Linked DNA regions of Mus musculus: region 2 is linked to region 1. A link is a loop called in an ENCODE intact Hi-C map of the cell type or tissue named here. Cell type or tissue: heart. All regions are shown on one strand. Each heading gives the region's core, and the rest is flanking DNA. Links, peaks and the distances in the headings are about the cores only.

Region 1 (2,907 bases), core at 97-2,596:
ACTCCGTTTTAATATACAACACAAAAGGCTGTGGCCTTGATTGGGAAATCAGCCACCTCCAAAGAAAGGGAAGGGCTTTTCCCAAGAATGTACACAAGATAACTAAAATGTGCCTAAACTAGGTATAGTGGCACCATGCCTTCAATCCCAGCATTCAGGAGGCAGAGGCAGGCGGGTCTGAGTTTGAGGCCAGTCTGGTCTACAGAGCCAGTCCCAGGACAGCCAGGGCTACAAAGAGAAACCCTGTCTGGGGGGGAGGGGGGGGGCGGGGATTCTATTGTTGTAAATAACAGTGCAAGTGCATGAATTCATCGCTATAGATATAAACCATGGGGAAGGAGGGACTGATCTATAGATGGAGCCAGTAGGGAAAGTCTGGGAAGCTCAGCAGAGTAAGCGCGCCCATCCACCTGCCTGCGGTGGCATTTACTCTTCCTGCTGCTCACAATTTAGAAAACACTAGTGAAACCAGCCCAGACCTTAGGAACTGTGTGACTTTAGGAAACTTACTTCCCTTTAGTGTTCCTGGTAAGGAAGCACAGGACGACATGTAAAAAGCAGTTTAGCCATGAGCCAGGTGATCAACGAGCATTGATTTTTTTTTACCCTCTTCTCTACTCAGAATATTCATCTTATCAGCTCAAAAAATAAATATCAAGCGGAGTGTGGTGGTACCCGGGCTTACAGCCTTCGCGAAGCAGAGACAGGCGGATCTCTGTGAGTCTGAGGCCAGCCTGGTCTACATATGAACTCTAGGGCAGACAGGGCTAGGGGATGATGTCTCCGAAACAAAAGCAAAATCCAAGGAATTTGAAAGACGGAGATTAACCTAGGTCTGAGAGAAAAGTTTTACGCGGAAAAACCAAAGTTCGGAGTTTAAGTGGCATCTGAGAGACTCCCGGGCCTCAGTTGGTTTTTGTTTTGTTTTGTTTTTTTGTCTTTATACTTAGTTACATTCTATCTCTATCACTGTGGCCCTGCAGAGACTGTCAGTACGACCATCCGGAGTCAACTGGAGCTTCCTTTCCTGAGTTCCACCAAAACACCCCCACTGCCCAGTAAAGGCAGCCAGGGATTTAACACATGCTCGCACTGTTCTTAACTTTAAACAGGTAAAGGGGGGGGGGCGTGAAAGTGCGCATCCTTGAGCCTTCCTACATACTAAGACGGGAAAATCCAATTTTATTTTAATTTAAAAGGGACTAGAACTAACTCTACACAAAGCAAAGGCGGGACAAGAAAGAAACAATGTCGCACATCCAGGAGGGGTTCCGTAAATCCGGCCCATACAGGGCAAGCCTGATCACAGGTGAAGAGAGATCTTATCCAGTCAGTAGCTTGCCCCGGGGAAAGGCCCCACATCCCTGGAGGACTGCGCATCGTGAGGTCCTCAGAGCTCGTCAGCCCCCGACCCTGGCCTGGAGGAAGTGCCTTCTCCTCCTGGCCACCCCCATGGCCCGGGTTCCGGGCGCGGCGCGGGCTCCGGGCGGGTCCCGCCTCCTCCGCTCCTAGCCGGGGCCCGGCCGGGGGCTCGGCTCTTTTAGCCAATGGGCGCCGCGCTCCGGCCCCCTCCCCCGCGCGGGAGGAGCCGCCGAGGTCGTGCGCGACGTGCGGCGCCTGGGCCCCTGATCCGCGGCCCCCGCCCCGACCGCGTGAAGCGCGCGGCGGCTGCGTGAGGAAGCGGGGACTCGGACAGGCGCCCCGGCCCGCGCTCGGCAGCACATCCCTACCCGGGACTCCCAGCCCCGTTACTCACCTTGCTGCTGGGATCCATGGCCGCGCTGCGCTCGAAGCTCTAGCTGTGCCGGCTGCGAGACGGAGAACGGACGCGCTGTAACTATGCGTCTCCCGCCAGACCTCCACGCCCTGACGCACTTAAGACCCCGTAGCTCAGATCGTCACTCTACAAGCAAGCCTCTGCTCTTGGGGGAGAGCGCGCGGAGCTGCCTTTTTATAGGACCGCCGCCATTGGTTCTGGGGTGTAGGTGGGCCCGAAGGGGGCGGGGCCTGGGGAGCACGTCCGGGGCGGGACTCTGAGAGGCGTGGTTCTGTGGGGAGGTGGGGAGGGACGGAGGGCTACTGACCACAGTCTGGCTCTGGATGCTAGAACCTGCAGTCCCAGGGTGTGCGGGGCACCCGTTGGGGGCGCTCGCTGTGTGGCTCTGAGCTGGTTTGCACACCTCTCTGAGTCTCAATGGCCACTAGCAAAATGGTAGCGCTTGGTGCGGGGCTGTAAGCCAGCGCTAGGACTCTGGCTTCCTCACTAGGCTGCCGGATAACTTTGGTAGACTAGTCATAATAATAGTACAACCTCCTGGGTTATTAGGAAGATTAAACGAGTTAGTATTTGGATGGTGTTTACAACCGCGTGTGTTATGTGTAAAGTGGCATTAAGTTCATTAGAGAGACCACGGGAGGTCTGGCTCCGAAGCTGAATTCTCTCTCCTTGCTCCGTGTTCCTGTGCCCAAGGCCAAGCTCCTCTTTTGCTCCTAGACACCATGCCCACCACTTCTCTAAGCTGTAAAACCACCACCTCCCTCCATTTCTGACTTTATGGTGACACCTAAGTGTGAAGACCAGAGAGGCTGGGTGTCTAAATGGTTAAGGACATAGAACACCTTGGCATTGAACCAGCTCACCTATAAACCGCCTCTAGCTGGTCCTGGGCAAGCTCCCAGCCAATGAGCAGCGGGTTTCTCCTGGATAAAATGAGATTTGTTATCAAACCCTGGGCTATGAGAATTACAGGTGAGCTCCTGGAGTGGTGAGTAGGACAGTCAATAGCCTCTGTGGTCCCTCCAGTCCATGTCCCATCTAGGTTCACCTGAAGGGGGGATCTGGGAGAAATGACTTTCTGTTAGAGACAGGAAGCTGAGCTGTGTGCCAGGTGCTGGCCTAGGAGGGCA
Region 2 (2,907 bases), core at 282-2,781, 65 kb before region 1:
ACTAGAAAGAGACAAGTTTTAGTTGCAGTGTAAGGTAGGGAAAGAGTTGATATCCGTCTAAAGCCCGACAGGCAGCGAGACTCTTCTAAGGTCTTCCACTGGTCAGATGACGACTCCCACTGGTTGGATGACTCCCACTGGTCAGATGACTCCCACTGGACTTAAGGAGGGTGACTGCTTTACTCAGGCTACTGATTAAATGCTAATCTCGTCCAAGCTCCTCTCACAGAGACACCAAATGTGATGTCTGACCAAGTGTCTGGGACCTTTGTGACGGGTCAAAGTGATATGTAAAATTTGCCATTACAGTACCCAAAAAGAATATTTTGTTTGTCTTTGTACAGTTATGAAATATACCCTTTAATACTTATTGCTTGGTATGTTGTCTTCATTATGAAAGAGGCTGTGGAGAAAACACATTACGGGGTTGGTTTCTGAATAGCTCAGCCACAATTCAAGCAAACTTTAGACATCATTCATAATAAACCCAGTTTTACTCCTGAGTCTGACTTTTGATGTTTTATTTTTATCAATTTATAAACTAATAGTGTGTAATAGATACTTACACGTCACACACATCCTCAGCTCCAAACATAATTGCTTGAGTAGCCAATCCTATTGGCTAACTAACTCATGCTAGTCTTACCTATTGAGAGAATTTACCAATAGAGAATAGAGCTATTTGTAGAAGCAGGAAATGTTTGTCTGTGTGTCTGCCTATTTGTCTGACTGTCTGTCTATCCACTCAGTCCTTATATCCTTACAATAGTTGTGCTAGGAATTTTATAGAGGAGAGAGGTGGGATTATAAAACTTGACCCTCTCTTTTTTCTTTCCTGATTTTGTGTGTGTGTGTGTGTGTGTGTGTGTGTGAGTGTGTGTTCTTGTGTGCAGGTTCTCAAATTGTCCAGAATTGGGCATTGGATCCCTTGGATCTGGAGTTACAGGTGGTTATAAACTACCTGATGTGGGCGCTGGGAATCCAGGTCCCCTGAAAGAGCTGTAAGTGTTCTTAATCACCGGGTCATCACTAGCTCTAAAGCTTTACCAGCTACAAAGACAACCATTGAAAGACCACACAAACAGGAAAAGCTCGTAGTTAGCTTACACATCAACTTTCTTTATCCTCTTTATCTTTCAAGTTCTTAATCTTTATTGTTCTTCAAAATAAAATCTGGGAAAAACAACAACCAGCCAACCAAACAAAAACCATCTCTGGATAACTTACTGGTCTATTATATCCAGATTGATGCGAGACTTTTGGGTTAACAGGATCACATAGGACACAGAAAAAAAAAACCAAAACCTACGTTGGGCCACTGGCCGACCTGGCTGGAGGTCATTCCTTGGGAGAGGACACTTAGCTTCTCGGACAAAGAGATCGAACTACTTTATTTTTAAATTCCTTTCCTGGTACATGTCCTTTTAATTTTAAACTATAAACTTTAAATGAACTGCGAGGTTTCTATCGAGGGCCACCGCTTCAAAAGACAAAAAGAAAAGAAACCTGATGACCTTAGAAGTGATGACAGCTTCACCGCTGAGTTCTGAACTGGGCAAATGTTTTCAGCGAAGCAAACCTCCGAACTACAACTCCCAGCATGCCGCGCACTAAACCAATGTTTATTGGCCGTCCTACTAGGTCTTGTGCAGTGTGACAGTTAGTATAGCCAATAGAGAGGAAGAACGTTCCCAGGATCCAATCCGAACGCTGTGAAGGCGGATCCTCTCTGGGTTCCGGCTCCGGCTCCTTCCCCCGCCCACCGAGGCGCCGCTGTCCCTGACCGAGCCGCGGGAGTGAAGTGGGTCGCGGCTGTGTAGAGGTGACGTGGGGGTTATGGGGGAGGCGAACGCGAGGCACGGGGCGCTTCGAGCCTGGCCCCTTCGCTCTTGCGAAGGCCTTGAAGGCTGATGTTTGGGAAGTTGCTGTTTTGCGAGTCCCAAAGGCCGCCGGGTACCGTGTGTCCCTCCGCTGCGATCACGTCCCCAGTCCTCGGATGACCCAGTCTTACTACCCTCCCTGCCTTACTGTTGGCCTTGGACCACTCCATGCCCCTCCCACACACCGTGTCTTTAGAGTCGCCCCTTGTACTCTTCCAGCTCCAGTCCCAACCTCATGGACATCTCTGAACCCAACTCTCGTCCTTCAGCTTTCCCAGCTGACTCCTCCAGCTTTATCCTCCTTCCCCACTTAACTAGGCTCTTTGGACACTGCTGCAGCCTTTGTCCCCTCTCCCAGGCCACCTCAGATTCTTTGGCTCCTTTGATGATCCGTCTCTGAATCGCTATGTAGCTCCGGTGAGTGCTTCCTTAATTTTTCACACTCTGTCCCCGGTCCTTCCAAGTTACTCCCGGTACCCTTGACTCGAACCCGGATCTAGAACTTTAATCTTTCGGACCCCAGCTTGGTCTCTTCCTTCTAATCCAGGCTCTTGTCCTTCATCGTCTGTGATCACCAAGCCTCATCTTCTTGCCTTGTTCTTAGAACTCATCCCTCCTCCGCACTCTTGCTGGCGACTCTGTGCTGCTGAGCTCCGAGGAAGAAAACCCCACATGCACTAGGTCTCTTCTCCCTCCGATCTTTGTAATGCAAGGTGACTTTGTGTTATTTCCACACTGCCTTTTCAGTCAGGGATGGACTCTCCGTCTCTGCCAGCCTTGGTCCTGCTCATCTGTCTATTTTGCAAGTCATAGTTTAAATTTCACCTCTTCAGTGAAGCTCCCTCCCTGCCCTCTTCAGAGAGGTGCCTTCTCATTTCCTAAGTGCCGTAGCACCGTCTCTACCTCCAGTCCTGGTGGAATGGTTAAAAACCTCAGCTTTGGAGGAATCAACTTGGGCTTCAGTTTTGCCACCTACTGTGTGCTCTTAGGCACGTGACTTGATTTCTCAGAGTTTCAGTTTCATCAT

Evidence for each region. Hi-C counts contacts between places; a loop is a spot of excess contacts. Peaks named below come from ENCODE experiments on the same cell type or tissue, not always from the same donor. Only the 100,000 strongest peaks of a DNase experiment are listed, where the experiment ranks them.
Region 2: it touches region 1 in a loop (2.0-fold over the local background); 4 of 42 quality-filtered maps call a loop at or near these places.

What each region holds. Positions count from the first base shown.
Region 1 is chr4:119,107,822-119,110,728 of GRCm38, reverse strand. It overlaps Slc2a1 (solute carrier family 2 (facilitated glucose transporter), member 1), which reads right to left and starts at 1,984. Exons shown (of 10, transcript NM_011400.3): 1 at 1,757-1,984. The coding sequence starts at 1,774. It overlaps Gm52706 (a long non-coding RNA gene), which reads left to right and starts at 1,980. Exons shown (of 2, transcript XR_003955269.1): 1 at 1,980-2,907. In heart, for the core only: a CTCF peak has its summit at 2,136; DNase peaks (open chromatin) are centred at 1,458 and 2,018; H3K4me3 peaks cover 2,500 bases; H3K27ac peaks cover 2,500 bases.
Region 2 is chr4:119,173,053-119,175,959 of GRCm38, reverse strand. Zfp691 (zinc finger protein 691) reads left to right here and starts at 1,765. Exons shown (of 2, transcript NM_001145936.1): 1 at 1,765-1,822. It overlaps Ermap (erythroblast membrane-associated protein), which reads left to right. Exons shown (of 13, transcript NM_013848.3): 13 at 1-503. In heart, for the core only: no CTCF peak of the experiment used is centred there; a DNase peak (open chromatin) is centred at 1,689; H3K4me3 peaks cover 1,817 bases; H3K27ac peaks cover 1,917 bases.